Linked DNA regions of Homo sapiens: region 2 is linked to region 1. Evidence: chromatin loops called from intact Hi-C (ENCODE). Cell type or tissue: heart left ventricle. All regions are shown on one strand. Links, peaks and the distances in the headings refer to the core of each region. The heading gives the core; the rest is flanking DNA.

What was found. Peaks named below come from ENCODE experiments on the same cell type or tissue, not always from the same donor. Only the 100,000 strongest peaks of a DNase experiment are listed, where the experiment ranks them.
Region 2: it touches region 1 in a loop (2.6-fold over the local background); 42 of 110 quality-filtered maps call a loop at or near these places.

The regions. Positions count from the first base shown.
Region 1 is chr10:128,855,489-128,863,822 of GRCh38, forward strand. No RefSeq gene overlaps it. Among named protein-coding and RNA genes, the nearest start is that of LINC02667, 53 kb to the right of the region's middle. In heart left ventricle, for the core only: a CTCF peak has its summit at 4,501 (motif pointing left); no DNase peak of the experiment used is centred there.
Region 2 is chr10:128,625,784-128,634,117 of GRCh38, forward strand. No RefSeq gene overlaps it. Among named protein-coding and RNA genes, the nearest start is that of LINC02667, 280 kb to the right of the region's middle. RefSeq lists a silencer at 603-800 and an enhancer at 3,062-4,261. In heart left ventricle, for the core only: a CTCF peak has its summit at 6,174; a DNase peak (open chromatin) is centred at 3,934; H3K27me3 peaks cover 860 bases.

The sequences.
Region 1 (8,334 bases), core at 195-8,194:
ATTGGTTTACCAATTTAAGGGCAGTCATTTCATTTATTTATTTATTTTTTAAAATCCTAAATAGCATAAAAGTATTTTATGCTAGACTGTGAACAGTTCATACATTCTGCATGGTTAATACATGTACTCACATGGGAAACAGCCATCAGAAATAGATAAACTAATTTGAACCAGTTTCAAGCACATAGCATTTAATTAAATCACATCTTCAGAATGGATTTTAAAGGTTGGGATTTTCAGAGCACAGGGGCCGCACACAGCATCTTGGCCGTGGTCCTGGAACGCTCTGCCAAGATGGCCACAACTCACGGGCCTGCGATTGGGACCAACATTTCATGCAGTTTTGCACAGGATTTCATGCCCAAACCCAGGGGACGTGAGCTTCTGACCCTCCCAGCGCAGCCAAGTGCTTCTCCGGAGGGCAGTGGCAGAGGTCTCTTAGTACGTGGGTCTTTCCAGTGGAGCCTGTGAAGGGAGGGCTCACCCCCCTTTCCTCACCAAAGCACCAGGAGCCATACCTGGGCCCAAGGTGGCTGAGGCTGTAGACCTTCCTTTCTCCCACCCTAAGGACCATCATTATCCAGGGCTTCAGCACAAACACTGCTGGGAAGTGGGAAGTGGGGTGCTGGCGAAGGGCTCAGAAAGCCCATGAGCCCAACGTCTACTGAGGATGCTGCCCTAGGATCCCAGGTGCCAAAGGGTTAGGCTGCCTGAAATAGACGTGCAGGCAGAGCACTGCCCTCCACCGACTTGGAGGACAGCCTGGCTGACCCTGCATGCCCTTTGAGACCATCAACCATGGATTTCCTGGCCCAGCTCTGGGCAGGAGAGTTCTCTCCTCCTGCCTTCCTTCCTCTGTCCATGGCCACTGCCACCACATCCTCTCTTCTGCTACCTCCGTGTTTTTCTGGAGCTCAAAGGGTAAGCAAAGACAGTCTTCTTATTCTCACTTGTCACAAACTGAAAAAGGAAAAGAGTCCTTTGTTAGGGGGCAATCACCCTCATGATGATTTTCTCCCATTCTTTTGAAAACCACAGCTTTAGGAAAATGACCACAACACCGCCTCTGACTTTTCTCCCAGAACTGCTTTTTCACTGCCTTTCTGATGCTGCCCTGCTCCTGCCCAGGTAGATGAGAGCAGTGTAACCAGTGTCACTTGCCGAGCTGGTGGCCATTCTTCAAGATGCAGCTCATTCGCCATGATGTTGGAAGGCCCGGAATGGCCCCCAGTAGAGTGAACGATGCCCTAGTGCTGCACACTCCTGGGCTGCGTCCCTCACCTGTGCATTATAGATCTATACAATCACGCACTGCATAACACTGTTTCTGTCAACTACAGCCCATGTGTATGAGAGTGGCCCCATAAGATTGTAATGGAGTTGAAAAATTCCTTTCACCTAGTGACATCTTGACGATTCTGACCCTGCGTAGGTCTAGGCTAATGTGTGTATTTTTGTCTTGCTTTTTCACCAAAAAAGCTTTAAAAGTTAACAAAAAAAAGTATAAATTTCAAAAATAGAAAAAAGCTTATATTCTTATTCTTATATTCTTATTCAAGAATGTAAAGAAAGAAAACATTTTTGAACAGCTGTACAAGGTGTTTGTGTTTTAAGCGAAGGATTATTACAAAAAATAAGTTAAAAATATTAAAAAATTCAATATTAAAAGTTAAAAATACTAAAAGATGTCAAAAAGTTAAAAATATTAAAACTTTTATAAAGTAAAAAGTTACAGTAAGTTAAGGTTAACTTCTTCTTGAAGAAAAATATGTTTTTTAGATATTTAATGTAGCTTAAGAGTGCTTATAAAGTCTACAATAGTATACAGTAATGTCCTAAGCCTTCACATTCACCAATTCACACTCTCCACTCACTGACTGACTCACCTAGAGCAACTTCCAGTTCTGCAAGCTACACTCATGGTAAGCGCCTATGCAGGTGCACCAGTTTTTATTTTTTATACTGTGTATTTTCTGTATCTTTTCTATGTTTAGACACATACACATACTCATCATTTGCCTGCAGTGTTCAGTATGGTAACATGCAGTACAGATTGGTAGCCTAGGAGCACTAGGCTCTACAATATAGCATAGATGTGCAGTACGCTGTGCCATGGAGGTGTGTGTAAATACACTCTGTGGTGTTTGCACAAGAGCAAAATCAGCTAATGATGCAGTTCTCAGAATGTGTTCTCGTCATTAAGTGACATGACTGTGCTCACCCTCCATACCCACCTCCTTGGATGGTGGGCTCCTTGAGGACAGGGCCCATTTCTTCATCACCTCCTCTTTCTTTCTTCCTCTTCACCCTCATCCAAGGACTAGTCAAGAAATTCAGACCAGAGAAAGCCTTCAATCATGGTTTGGTAAAACAATACAGAATTGCAAGTAGATGAAGAGCATTAACCTGTTTGTTCCAGTTGGGTTGCTGGGAAAAGAAATCATTTTCCACATCATTTTTAATATTACTCTTTGTCCACCCATCCCGAAGGTCATTGAAAGGGAAATCGTTCGCTTGTTCGTTCATTCTATTCAGCCATCTTTGCTGAGCTCTGCTCTATGCCAGGTACCTGGAAGGTCAGGGAGCCCAATGGCCAGAGGAGAGGTAAGAACCCAAGGATTGTATAAAAATGGCTGAGCACAGTGTGGGGAAAGAATAAACAGTGGTAAAGAACCGGCTCCCCACTGCAATTTGGAAAGCATAACTAATCTGCTGGTAAGCCTCAAGGACAGCAAAACGAAAACCGACCCATCTGGAATGTTCTATGGGATGGACAGGGTTGCCAAGGTGCTGCTGAAGAAGCCAGGGTCAGGGAAAGAGGCGAGAGCAAGGAGACATCAGGGGACACGGGAACAATCGCACCAGCCCCTTCTCACTCCACCCAAATGACATTAGTTCTGCTGTTTTCCAGAATATCAGGAAGGAATTAGAATCCCAAAGGCAGGACTTCCAAACTTGAAAAAAACCAAGGTAGTGCACCCAGTGGATGCCAAAGGGTTAAACCACTGTACAAGTTGAGTTAATTATTGATGTGACAGGTTCTCAGTCTGATAATGAAAAACTATGTTCAAATATATACTTTATTATGCTGTATTAAGCCAATTTAAAAATAAAGTCTGCTTAATTATTTTAGTGCAGAGATCATAAACTCAAATGTCCAAAGAGGCAGATGTAGGGGTAGGAAGGTTAATGCAGCCCAGCGGGTATGTGAGGTGGGAGAGGAAGCGGTTCTGGGCCCTGGACGGCAGAGGCCAAATGCTCCAAGCCCAGGGTCCTTCCCACTGGTGTTGCAGTGTGGCAATGTGGGCCCAAGGTTTCTAGGATTTCCCAGCTTTCGGGAGAAACCAGAAACCTACATTTATAAGTAAAAGCTCTTAATTTTAGAATGCCAGTTCTAAAACTGTAGAATGTTTTGGGATGAACAAAAAACATTTGCTGGTTTTAGAAATTGCAAGGCAGCCAACACGTAGGTGAAGAGAGAGCCCTGGTGTGCAGGATCTGGCACGAAGTGGAGATGGAAGGCCAAACAGGACAAAGGCAGGAGGTCACCGGGGCCGGGAGTTGCCTCCTGGCCCTTGAGTTCAGCACCTCACCCAATTTTAAGATTGCTTTTCTAGTTTCTCCAATACATGGGCTGTCAGATTGCCACCATGTTTTAAAGTATTTTTAAATAATAGATGTTTTAATTATATTTCTAATAATTTCTAAATTTCAAGGAAGGTAATTAAGGGTTGAAGTAGTGTCTTTTATTTAAAGGGTTTCAAAATTCTTAACTATCAGATATTTGAAGCAGAAACTCTTTAGCATATGAAATTACATAATAAAAATAGGAAACTGTTTCTAACATTTGCTAATAATGCAAATATTATGGCAAGTGCTATGTTACTGAAGTGCTGCAATGGCCCTATGAGATGGGAACTATAATTCTCTTCATGCTACAGATGAGGAGACTGAGACAAAAAGAGGTCAAGCAGTTGGCTGAACTTCACAAGTTCACTTTTACTTTCTTGAAGTGGAGTTAAAGTCCAAGGTTGCCACCACAACACTATTTTGTATCCCTAACTAAATATGAAAGCAATTTGTATTATTTTGAGGGATGGAAGCCTTTCTTTTAGCAATTTTCAAACAGCAAAAATGAATGCCAGTGCAAGCTTGAACATCATTTCTTAAAATAGTTAGCATCTTTTTCCCCGTCAGAAGCACCTTTCCTAACTCTCATTTTATGCTTGTTGATATTAAGATGTCATTTGAAAGTCATACTCAGTTTGTTACTTATCAGAGTTTTTACGAAGCAGTACACCACGGCAGAAAGACCTCAGACATCGAGGTTAAAGAGGTCTCCGTTTGTATTCTAGCTCTGACATTTGTGAAGTCATGTGAGTTGAGACAACTGACTTAAGCCTGTATCAGTCTTCTCCCCTGTTAAATGGGAGTAATTTCCATCCCAATTGCAGTGCTATGATCCGGATTAGAAACAACATATACAAACTGCCCCCTAGTGGCTGGCCTGGTATAGAGTTTCCTTCTGTTTTATTATTCAATTATAGTGATCTACCTTGAGGCACCATGAGAATAAAATTAGATACATAGAAAATCCACAAGCAGAAAGCTATCACCCACAGCTTTCCACCTGTAGAAAATAAAAGTGACTTCTGAGCTCATTCACCACCCTCCCCAGTGGCCTCTTTTGCCAGGAACCCTGTAATATTTGTGAGTGAGTATTTTGTTGAGGTGGCAGCTAAGAGCCAGGGTTCCAGCCCCGACACTTTCTTTCATTGCCTTGGGACCTTGAACAGGTGGCTTCCTGTCCTTTACATAAGCTGGGCCCTGAGACTCCCCCAGGAGGAAACACGGGCTCCTGCCTGCTGTGAGTCACGGGGCCCTGCAAACTCAAATGAGACGTTCAGGGAAAGGCCTGGAATCTGAAAAGCGCTGCAGAGATGAAGGGATTATTGAGATTGTTGAGATAAAACTCTCCTGATTTTTGCACGGGTGCCCTGTAAAGCTGTTTCCTGAAACATGCCAGTTTACCCTGTGCCCCAGTTTTGCCTGTTTTAGCCCCGATATGAGTGTTCCCCAGGCAAAGGCATCCTTTCCTACGATTTCAGCTCTGCAGGGCTGTTCATGCCACTTTGTGTGTCATGGAAGCGTGGTGGAGGGCAGACAAGCCACAGCATGGGAAGCATCTGCCCGGCCTTGCTATGAATGCCAGCCTCCTGCCTGGGCTTTCCTCCTAGCACCAGCTCCTGCTGCTGAGGGCTGGAGAGAGAATCCCTAAGCTGTCCCTGCCCACCTGCCTGGCTGACGCTGTGGGTGTCTGACAGCCTGGGCCTTCAGGCTCCCCTCACACCTATCTGCCTGGCTGTCACCTCGTCCCTGCATTCCTGCTTCCTGCCACGGGGATGCCAGTTCCCAATGCTCCGCACCTTGGGCTCTTGCACTCAAAGCCTTCCAGGTCCCGCGACCACAGGGTCTGAGTCCCAGAGAGCACACGAGCTTCCATACATGCTCTGCTGGCTTCAGGACTCAGTGAAGTGAATGGCTCCACTGTGACCTGTGGGTGATAAGACTTCGGTCCCCAGCTCCTGCTTCTTTCTTCCCAAAATACCATCCAACTCAGTTCCCAGCAGGAGCTGCCAGGCCACCGACGGGGCATGAGCAGTTTGCATCCTAACGCTGCAAGAGACCCACTTCCTCACCTGCACACAACACCAGGGCGCAGGCCCACACCAGAATCCTCACCGGTCCCTCTAGCTGTCAAGTGCATGACCCAAGCTTCCATTTCCTGTCCATAACCTGAAGGAGTCAGTGGGGACTGGATGGGATGGTGATGAGGTGTGAACGCGCTGGGGCAGGTGCTATACACATAGAGGAGGTACCACACATCCATTCACTTGTTCAGGAAGCATTTCCTGGGCACTTATTGTGTGAGGCATCATTGGAAGCAGAATAGAAGAGCTGCCACTGCCACGTGCACCAAGTGGGGACAGCAAGAGCCCCTTGCACAAAGTGATGCAACACAAGATGAAGGGGGTCCAAGCAGAGGGAGGAGAGGTGGGACAGGATGACCAGGCCAGGCACCACACACACTGCGCCCCTCCACTTGTTGCAAAGAGGTGGAAGGATGCAGCAGCCAGAGAGGCAGACAATTGGGTGGAACGCTCGCTGCCCATGAACCAAGGCACCCCAGATCGACCTCAAGGGCCTTCGTTACAAGCTAACATCTCAGCAGGAGTGTTTTTGGCAGGGAATGAAGGCAGGTTGCAGAAGGAATGGTGAGCAGGAGCTGTGTCTGGGAGAGGGCTGGGCAGAATTGGGCATAGTTAACATGCCCTATGGCATAGTTTGAACTTCTTTACATGTGCACGTATTAGTTTCTTTTTTAATTAAAATTAGAAATTCTAATCAGTAATATTCATGATTGGTAATAGAATAAGAAACTGGAGAGAGAAAAACCATTTCGGAAATTATCTCAAAAATTCACAGAGAATGTAAGTAAGCCCAGAGTAGGCGGTTGGTGGAGAGGCTAGAAAGAGAAAGCTGGAGGTGGGAGCCATCCTAGGCCAGCCCTTCTGTTCTTTATTCTCATTCAAAGATAACTGGAACATTCCAAGGGCAGGCAGCAGCAAGGATGATGGAGCAGAGGCTGCCTGGAGGGTTGTCCTTGACTGAGGAGGCAACCAGTTTGAATTGAGGTTGAATGAGCCTTAGGCTTGAGTGTGGACCCAGAAATTGCAAGGCAGCCAACATGTAGGTGAAGAGAGAGCCCTGGTGTGCAGGATCTGGCACGAAGTGGAGATGGACGACCAAAAAGGACAAAGGCAGGAGGTCATGGGGGCCTGGAGTTGCCTCCTGGCCCTTGAGTTCAGCACCTCACCCAATTTTAAGATTGCTTGTCTAGTTTCTCCAAGCAAGAAGCAGTGATCCAGGGCCTGCTGAGGCTCTTCGATGGTGAGGTGAGCCTGGCTTCCCGAGTGTTCCTTAATTATGTTGCTGGTTTATTAAAATGCTGAGCATCTTCTGCCCTTCTCTGTGCCAAGATCTGCCTTCTCCTTCTACGGTCTGTCCATTAATTCCAGTTCTGCTAGTGGGGCATAGAAAACTCAGCTGGCTGACTGCTACTGTATGCCAATAAATGTGTGCCCAGATCTGTCTGCAAAGCCTTGCCCCGCAAGAGAGTGGCTCCGTGTGGGTTGGGAGCTGGAGGACAGGCATCAGACTATTAAGGGGGGCAACATGGGTGGTGAAGAAATGGAGGAAGGGAAGTGAGCATCTGAACCCCAAAACGCTGCAGAGAAGGCAGGAGAGAAACCAATGGGACCTCAAAGGGGCTTCTAGGCTGTTGTGAGCTGAACTGTGTCCTCCCTAAATTCATGTGTTGAGGTCCTAATGCCCAGTACCACCAAGTGTGATTGCATTTGGAAATATGGTCTTTCAAAGGATAATTAGATTAAAATGAGGACATTAAGGTGGGCCCGGATCCAATATGGCTGGTGTCCTGAGGAGAAGAGGAAATCTGGACACAGACACTGTTGAAGAAAAAATTAACTGAGACACTTGTTCAATTGGTAAGGCCAACTTTATTCATGGGGCCATGTTGAGGGGTACAAGGACCATGGGAAGGAGGTCTTGCAGCACATGAGCATGAGTGACTCCACTCAGGTCTTTTTTTGTGGTGGGGGTGGACAGTGTCTTGCTCTCTTGCCCAGGCTGGAGTACAGTGGTGCCATCTCAGCTCACTGCAAACTCCACCTCCTGGGTTCAAGTGATTCTCCTGCCTCAGCCTCTCGAGTAGCCGGGATTACAGGCACCCACCACCACAGCTGGCTAATTTTATATTTTTAGTAGATATGGGATTTCATCATGTTGGCCAGGCTGGTTTCAAACTCCTGACCTCAAGCAATCTGCCTGCCTCAGCCTCCCAAAGTGCTGGGATTACAGGCGTGAGCTACCGCACCCGGCCTGCACTCAACTTTGACTGCAACAAGGACAAGCAGGAATTTCTACCCAAAGAGCAAGGTTGGCAAGTGAATTAATGGAAAATTACAAAGAGGAAATATTAGGGATCAGAGGGTTCTGGCGAAACTGACTTGATAGAATTATTGCTTGAAGCCAGGCCAGGGTGACAAGATATCCTGGATGGTCAGACGCCAAGGGTGGGGGATTTTCACTAAACTGACTTAGCAGGATTCCTGCTCAAACTGGATTCAACAAACTTTACATCAGGTAAAGAACACAGATGATGCGGCCAATTGTCATCAGCCAGCACCTGCCATGAGCCACCCCAGTGGTGGCATGGCAGGTCTGTGGATGGAATGACCACCGTGGGAGAGA
Region 2 (8,334 bases), core at 278-8,277, 230 kb before region 1:
GGTCAATAAAAGCCTGGAGTTGAAAATGGCAAAAATAATAAATAAATAAATAAATAAATAGAAAGAAAGAAAAGAAAATCTGGGGTCAGAGAGTTTAGCAAGGCAAAGACATATCAGCAGATACCAGACCGGGGACAGACCTGGGGGTCTCTCTGCAGCAGGGAGTAGGACAGGCTGCACAGTTACCCCACCTTGACGTGCTCACACACAGGCTGACCCCTCAACCCCATGAAGTATAGAAGGGAGAAGCCAGGATTTCAAAATTATGAGCATTTCCCACAAAGATCCTGAGTCATCCCACCGAGGAAGAATTCTGTGGGGACAAGCTTATGTTTTCCTCCTCACTGCCCAGCAGGGAAGACTCTCACCATAGAAAAAGAAAGGTGTCGGGCACATGTTTCCCATCTCTCAGCCTCATACAGGCAGCCCTGATTCAACTGTCGGAACTGCTAGCAAGCTCGTGGATGGGCCCCAGCCACCTGAAAACGTGCAGTCTGCGGATGGCACCCTGACCTGGGTCCTATGAGTAGTGACTGCTGATGGGATGCTCTGAAGTTGGCTGAATGTCTCCCCATCATGAGCAGGAGCTCCATGCTGGGTGTTACCTGATGCTGTGTCCTCTCCTCAGCCAGAACTGCCCTCCGTCATCTCACAGAAAACTTTACCTTCCTCCAACACGGATGACTTTTTACACTTAGCATGTGGCAATGCATTTTCCTGCCATTCCTGCTGTATCCTCCTCCCTGGGCTCTGGCATGTGCTGTTGAGTTTGGGGACCTCTGTGCGGGCTGATGGCCACACAAGAATCTGAGGCTCCTTTTTTGTGACTCTGGCTCATTTAGGATCAAGGGCCTATGATGAGGGCTTTGCTTTCACTCACTCAGCTGATGAAAGATCTAGAAATAAAAGTATTTCATTTCTTATGCAAAGTCTGAGCTTCACATGCTGTGACCCACAGTAACCTTCATGGGCCAGGGAAGGGAGCATTCAGGGAAGACCCGCTGGAATGTGAATGGAGCAGGGCTTCCACCCACACCCTGTTGGGACACCCAATCCTCTTCCTGTGGAGATGCAGGAACCTGACACCTGTAAGGATTTACTTGTCTCAGGATCCAGTGGAATGTGAATGGAGCAGGGCTTCCACCTACACTCTAATGGGACACCCAATCCTCTTCCTGTGGAGACGCGGGAAGGTGACACCTGTAAGGATTACTTGCCTGAATTCGTTTGCTTGAGTTTTAACTGAAGAAGAAAATGTGTTTTGGGCTTGTATTCACTTTCTCTTTTTAGTGTGTGGTGCCTGTAAAGACAAAAGGAAAGTTGAGAATGCACAGGACCCAGTATGAATCTGCAACTCTGAAGGCTGGCCTCTGGGGAGTGCGGGCGGGGAGAGCCAGGGGTGGGCGGTAGCAACCATCAGCTGCTTGCAGGGAAGCCTCTGGGAGTGGTGCCATTTCAGGTGGGCCAGGAAACAACAAAAGACCTAGAGGGCTGCACCTGAGGACAAAAAGTGTTTTGAGTAGGTAAAGTGGAGAGATAAAGGCAAAGAGATTGCAGGTGTTCCTGGAGTTCTATAGAAGACCTGGCATTGGAGGAACACGTGTATGGGAGGAGTGAGAGTGTGGTGACATGAGGCATGGAGCCAGTGTAAATAGAAGCCACAACCCGCGGTGGCTCACGCCTGTAATCCCAGCACTTTGGGAGGCTGAGGTGGGAGGATCACCTGAGGTCAGCCTGGCCAACATGGTGAAACCCCATCTCTACTAAAAATACAAAAATTAGCCAGGCACGGTGGTGCATGTCTGTAGTCCCAGCTACTTGGGAGGCTGAGGCAAGAGAATCGCTTGAACCCTGGAGGTAGAAGTTGCAGTGAGCAGAGATCGTGCCACTGCACTCCAGCCTGGACGACAGAGTAAGACTCCTCCATTTCAAAAAAAAAAGAAGAAGAAGCCATGACCCAGTAGGCAGGGAATGTGGCAAATGGCAGGCCAGGGTCAGCAGGGGCACGCTGGAGGGTCATTCAAGGTGCAGTGCAGAAGGGATCGGAGAGTGGCTGTAGTAGCAAGGGGAAGGAGTGGCAGGTGGAGGAGACTTCATGAAGAGGCATCAAGACTGAGTGATGGGCTGAAGAAAAGGGTGGGAAGGGAGATGGGGATGAGGGGAGGAAGAGGCAGGGGACTGATGTGGAGGTCATGTTCTGATGTAGAGGCAGCCTGCCCTTGGCCCAGGCTGGAGAGTCACTGCACAGCTGAGAGACCCTGTCAAGCAAAGAGCGGAGCAACACCCACCAGGCCCACATTTCTGAGCAAGCCAGCGGACAGAGCCGCTGGAGCCGTGCTGGAGTATGACCGAGAGCCCCACTTCCCATTTGTCCTTCCTGTGTGCTATGCGAGGACCTTTAATCCTTGTTGGGCTGATTACAATGTGAAAAGGTTAATTTACTGAGACGATCTGTAATGACTACTGAGAATAATGGCCAAATAAAAAGATATGCTAAAGGAGTTTAGGGAAGAAAAATGTAGCCTGTACTTTGGGATGTGATTGCATAAAATTGGCCTTTACCATTTGGAAAAGCACCTCACTGTGCCTTTCACGGCATTTCATAAACTATGACGTGTGATTGGAGATGCCTTGAGCAGTGCCCGATAAATGACTTTATAGCCATGATTGTGTTCTTCAGGAAAAGGGAATGCTTCATGGAAAACCAGATAAACCTCGCACAGACTAATAGCATAGAATCTGGCCACTTTGGTTGAATTGATCTATTGTGGACGTTTCACATGATTTTTATTGATATTTTTCTCTTCTGCAAGCCTCGGAATGTGAGAGGAATTCTACTACAATGGCTTCATACTGAATTTTTAGTGAGAGGAAAAGCTGGTTTTAAATTGGTGATAATCAGATGTCTATTTTGAGGGGGCGCGAGGGGGATGACAATGGCTAATATGTAATAAAAACAAACACAACCTTTAGCCCCAGATGCCTCTGGGCCCATGAGTGCCTGTCCCTGTACCTGTGGGAGAAGGCCACACCTGCATTTCCGGGGCGAATCGGCATGTTCTAAAAGCAGGTCCTGCGGACACACTTGCACGGCAAATAGGGCCAGGCCCTCCCTCAGCTTTTTAACAGGTGGTGAAGTTTCCACAGGAACTTAATTTTCCTCTTTTTTGTAGGAGAAACTGTTTGTTTCTGGGCTTGAGGGAGGGAATGAAACCAGCAAAGATGAAGAAGTTGAGGACACAGGGATGGGGTCTGAGAGAGGGACCAGCCACAAAGTGGCTCTGTGGGCCACTTTCATGAGTTTTCCCATGTCGCATTGCCCTGGGATTAAAAAAAATAATTGTGATAACAGATACATAACATAAAATTTTCCATGTTAATCACCTTAAGTGTATAATTCTGTGGCATTAAGTACATTCACAATGTTATGTAACCATCACCACCTACCTATTTTCAGAACTTTCTCATCTTCCCAGACATTAACTATCATTGAAAGTGCTCTTTGTTCCCCCTCCCCCAGGCCCTGGCAACCTCTTTTCTACTTTCTGTCTCTATGAATTTGCCTATTTAATTTGCTTTTCCCTACCGGCTAGTAATGAGTGTCCTTGTCCGTGCTCGTTGGACACGTCCTGGGTTTTCATCTGTATTACAGATAAATAGGAAATGACACCCCATGTCCTGGTCTTCATCCAGGTGAGTCACCCACACCACTTTGTCCAGTCTGAACCTGCAAGTGACAGCATGACTCACCCCTGCTGGAGGGAGAGCAAAGAGTCAGTGGTGAGGGGAGGCCTGCATCTTCTTGAAGAAGGTGGCTCTGACTCAGAGGCCCAGAGGAGTGTCCCTGCTGGAGTGTCCCCTGCAGTTCCGGGTGGCTAGTGCTGGCTGTATTAACATGAGCCTTGGGCCAGATGGTGCCACTCCGGGGGCCCTGGCTTCTGTGACATGTCTACTGGCTCTCTGAGCCACCCAACCCAGGAATGGCCAGAGCTCGCCGGCCCTGCCTGTCTGAGAAGAGAAACAGCTGAGTGACTGACATCCTGGGGCCGTGGGCTGGCAGGGCCCTCACCTCTCTATAAGACTGGACTCCCACCAGACGTCTTTGCAGGAGTCACCGTCTCCTCCGGAGGTGCCGCCTTCAATTATCAGCATCCAAGGCCCGCCCACTCTGTCCAGGAACCAGGGCCTGACTCAGGGACCCGAGAGGCAGAGGCTGGTTTCTTGTTTTCCTTCAACGAAGTCAGCCAGCTTAATCTCACCTTGCCTACATCACAGAGAAGATAGGACAGATTCTGGGGACATCCCGAAATTAACTGTGAAGTGTAGACATTTGCTATTGAATAACTTAAACATTAATGTAATTTAGGCCACATGGCTACTGAGCTTTAGAATTTATAAAGCCTCTCTCTGCAGATGAAAATGTTCATTTAACCAAATGGAAAAAATATTTTTACATGTCTCATGTCCATACAAGATTTATGAAGCCCGTGTTTTTATTTATCAAAATGTGTTGTCATGTGGCCAAATTCACACTTTAAGACTAGGCAGCAGGTGCTCAAACACTGTCAATTCAAAGGTGCTGGAAGGGACCTCGCTCAAATTCCTTGATATTGTTTGCCTGTGTCCCCACCCAAATCTCATCTTGAATTGTAGTTCCCATCATCCCCACAGGTCATGGGAGAGACCAGGTGAAGATAATCGAATCATGATGGCCGTTTCCCCCATCCTGTTCTCAGGATAGTGAATGAGTTCTCACGAGATCTGATGGTTTTATAAGGAGCTCATCCCCCACTTCGCTGGGCACTTTTGCCTCCTGCTGCCGTATGAAGAGGGACGTGTTTGCTTTCCCTCTGCCATGATTGTAAGTTTCCTGAGGCTTCCGTAGCCCTGCTGAACTGTGAGTCAATTAAACCTCTTTCCTTTATAAATTACTCAGTCTCAAGTATATCTTCATTAGCTGCATGAGAACAGATTAATACACTCCCCGTGAACTACTCTAAGGAGAGAGCGGGTCTCCACGCGGCCTCGGTGTGTGCTCAGAACTTCTGACACTAGCAACCTGGCAGCCCAGCCCGGCGGGGTTCTGTTCTCTCTGCTGCATGGTTTAGCGTGTGGTCATAGTGTGTGTAGGATGGAGACTGAAGGAATCATCCTTCACGCTGATTCATCTGGAAGAAAAGCCAAGCCCTAATTTTTTAAGCTGAGGGCTCCATGTGTTTATGTATTTAGCACCTCAAGACAGGAGGAAATAATTAGTGGTTTGAGAACACGTTAACAAAAAGCAAGAGCTCTTTCAACCTTCGGGCTCATAATATACGTAATTGTAAAGTAACAAGCATACCAGAAGGAAACAATACTCTTTTGTGATGGGGAGGTTACCCCTCCACCCACCTCCTATACCCCGTGGGATAGCCACAGCATGGACTTCCTGTTCTACCCAGAGCCATAACCAGACAGCTGAATTCATGTATGGTTCCCAGGACAACAGTGGAGAGGGTGCATTTCTTACCTGGGCAAGGCTGGGAGGGATTCCCATAAAACATCATTTTATTTAATTTGAAGTTATTTTCTGGCAGGCTTTTCTTCTAATTTGGAACCTAATATTTAAACAACCATTGCTTAAAACACAAGCTGGTGTCAGAATTTTAAGGTGATGACAAGAGTAGAGCAGCTCTGGGAAAAAGAGAGGTAAGAAGTTCGGTTTTGGATTCCAGCCAAGCGATGGTCCTTTTACTTGTTTATCGATTATGTGTTGGTTCCCAAGGTCGACGAGGACTTGGCGACACCTGATTTTTATGTGGCATTTCACAGTGTTTCACTCCTCATCTTCAAGTTGGGAGGAATCAAATATTTCCCTATTAAAATTTGTTCTTCTACTTAGTGAATTTATGAGAATGAGAATAAAAATGTACTGGATAATTTTCAGCTCTTTGCAAAAAAAAAAGCCCCTTTAGCGTTGCTGTTGAATTCGGCAGCCGTGGCCAGAGGGACTGGGGAAGGGAGAGGTGCTTCTGCTGCCTTATTCATCTCCCCAGGGAAACGGAGTTGCTGGATGCCATAATGAAGGGGCTTTGTTTTTAAGAAGTCGAATGAAAACACTAGATGGTCTTGATAGATGAGCAAATATTTTGCAGGACATTTATCTGTTTACTTTGCAGTAACCACAAAGCGTCTGTAGGGGGAGTTTTCTTATTACTGTTTTTGAGTTACTAAACGCAGAAAATAATTTCAGGGTTTTCTCCCTTTCGTAACTAATTTGCAGTTAGCTATGTTTGGTACTGAGGGTAAAATATTTTTGCACAGACAGTCCTTGCTCCTGTTTCGAAAGGCTGGTCTCGGTGCATCTACGATTGCGGCGAATGACAAGAAAACTTCTGTGGGCATCAGAGGGTTTCAGAGAAACACGGAAAAGTGGAGGACGTTTAAAAATACATTTTGCACATCAGCAAGGTCAGGACTAGGGTGCAGGCAGTGAGGTGCCTAGGTTGCAAAATTTAAGGAGGTTGGGAGTGAGTGCCTGCTGAAATTATAGGCCCTAGGTGCTCCCTGGCCTCCCCCTCCTCCCAGCCCGGGGTGCCAGACATCCAAACTCTGGCTGGCATCCAAGTCCAGCTAAGGGCCCAGGGAGGGTGCGGAGCAGGTAGAAGGAAAGCAGATGCAGGAGTGGGCAGGGGAGGGACAGGGAGGAGGTGCTGGCTCCTCAGGCTCTGCTCTCCTCTGAAATATGGCCTGGAGAAACGGGAGGGAGGCCAAAAGGGAGCCGTAGTCCCAAGCTAGAACCCATGTTTCCATCGGATGAGCCGTGACCATGGGCTCCTGGCTGTCTCTGCCATCTGCCTGATGCTGCTCTAAGAGGCAGAGCAAAGGTGCTGGACAGCGAGTCCATTTAAGTGGGGAGAATAAGCAGGTGGCTGGGGTCTGGTTTTCGGCAGGTGGCCAAAGGAAAGCAGGAGAGTTCCAGGCCTGGGGACTCCACTTAGGACAGGGGACCACCTGGCGGAAATGTCAGTTGCCAGCAGAATGGGACCTGAGGGGAACTCAGCAGGTCTCTCTGATTGTCCCAGGGTGTCTACCTGGATCCTGCTCCATCAGCAGCATGTGCAGGGGCCTGGGGCTCTCCCGCCCGGAGGGACCGTGCTGGGTTCATTGCTGTTGAAGGCTTGCCCCAGTATGCCGAAGCAAGTCTGCAGTGAAACCTCAACCAGTAGAAGGAGGGACTCTGCAAAGTCACCTAACCAAGGACGTGGCCCAGGGAAGGGAACAAATTGAGGCCATGAATGTAATTGACCATATACATGTGGGCAAGGATGAGGAAACAGCGGTGCTCTTATACTCTATAGGTGAAAATATAAACTGGAAAAATGGTTTTGAAGGCAATTTGGCAATATCTGTCAAGATTTGAGAAACATGTCCATTGCAAAGAACTTAACCTATAGATAGGTTTACAAAAACACCAAGAGATATGTTCACTGAAGAATGGTTTGTTAGAAGGGAAAACATTCAAGTAAAGGAACAAAATGAAATTGATCAGGGACTGTTTAAATAAAATATAATATATACATAAATCAGAAAATGAAAGGCCATCAGAAAGGTTGAGGCAGATCTCCATGTGATGACATGGAATGATATTTGCAGTATTTGTTTAGTGAAAGCAAACTAAAACGCAGTGTGTTTAATATTATCTTATTTGTATAAAAACTAAAGGATATGCTTATAGGTACAAAATGAACTGTTGACAGTAGTTGCTTCTGGAAAATGAGACAAAGTGGCTAATGAAAAATAGATTATAGGTTGACTTTCTATTTTTGTCTTTCTTGATTCTTGATTAATTACTTAACGTATATTACTTTTCTAATCAAAAACAAGTTTTGTAATGATTCTGTATTTGTTTTTAGGCTTCAGACATTTAGAAAAAAACAGTTTCTTGGGACCTTGGGATGTTTGTTTTAGAAAGCCACATCTCAGGCTACAGCTGCTGTGTGATTTGGAGAGTTGAATTCAGTTAATCTACAAAAAAAGGAGATGTTTAGTAAGCAAGGAACTGGCCCCAAATTCCACATAATTTTAATTTTCAGGTGTTCCACTTTCCAGTTATCATATTTGACATCTTCTCTCAATGTACAGAATGGAGAATGCATTGCAAAGGACAAGCAGAGGGTCAAGCAGTTTCATGGTTCCAATGGGGCTCACAGATTCTTTGTGCACATCTTTCTTTGGTGCTTGTGAGACTCCAGACAAAATGCACAACACAAAAGGTGGCTCCTGCTCGCTTTCTCCACTTCCTCATGCCTAGCCGCTCCCTGGCCACTCCAGAGATTCCTCCCCAACAGCTCG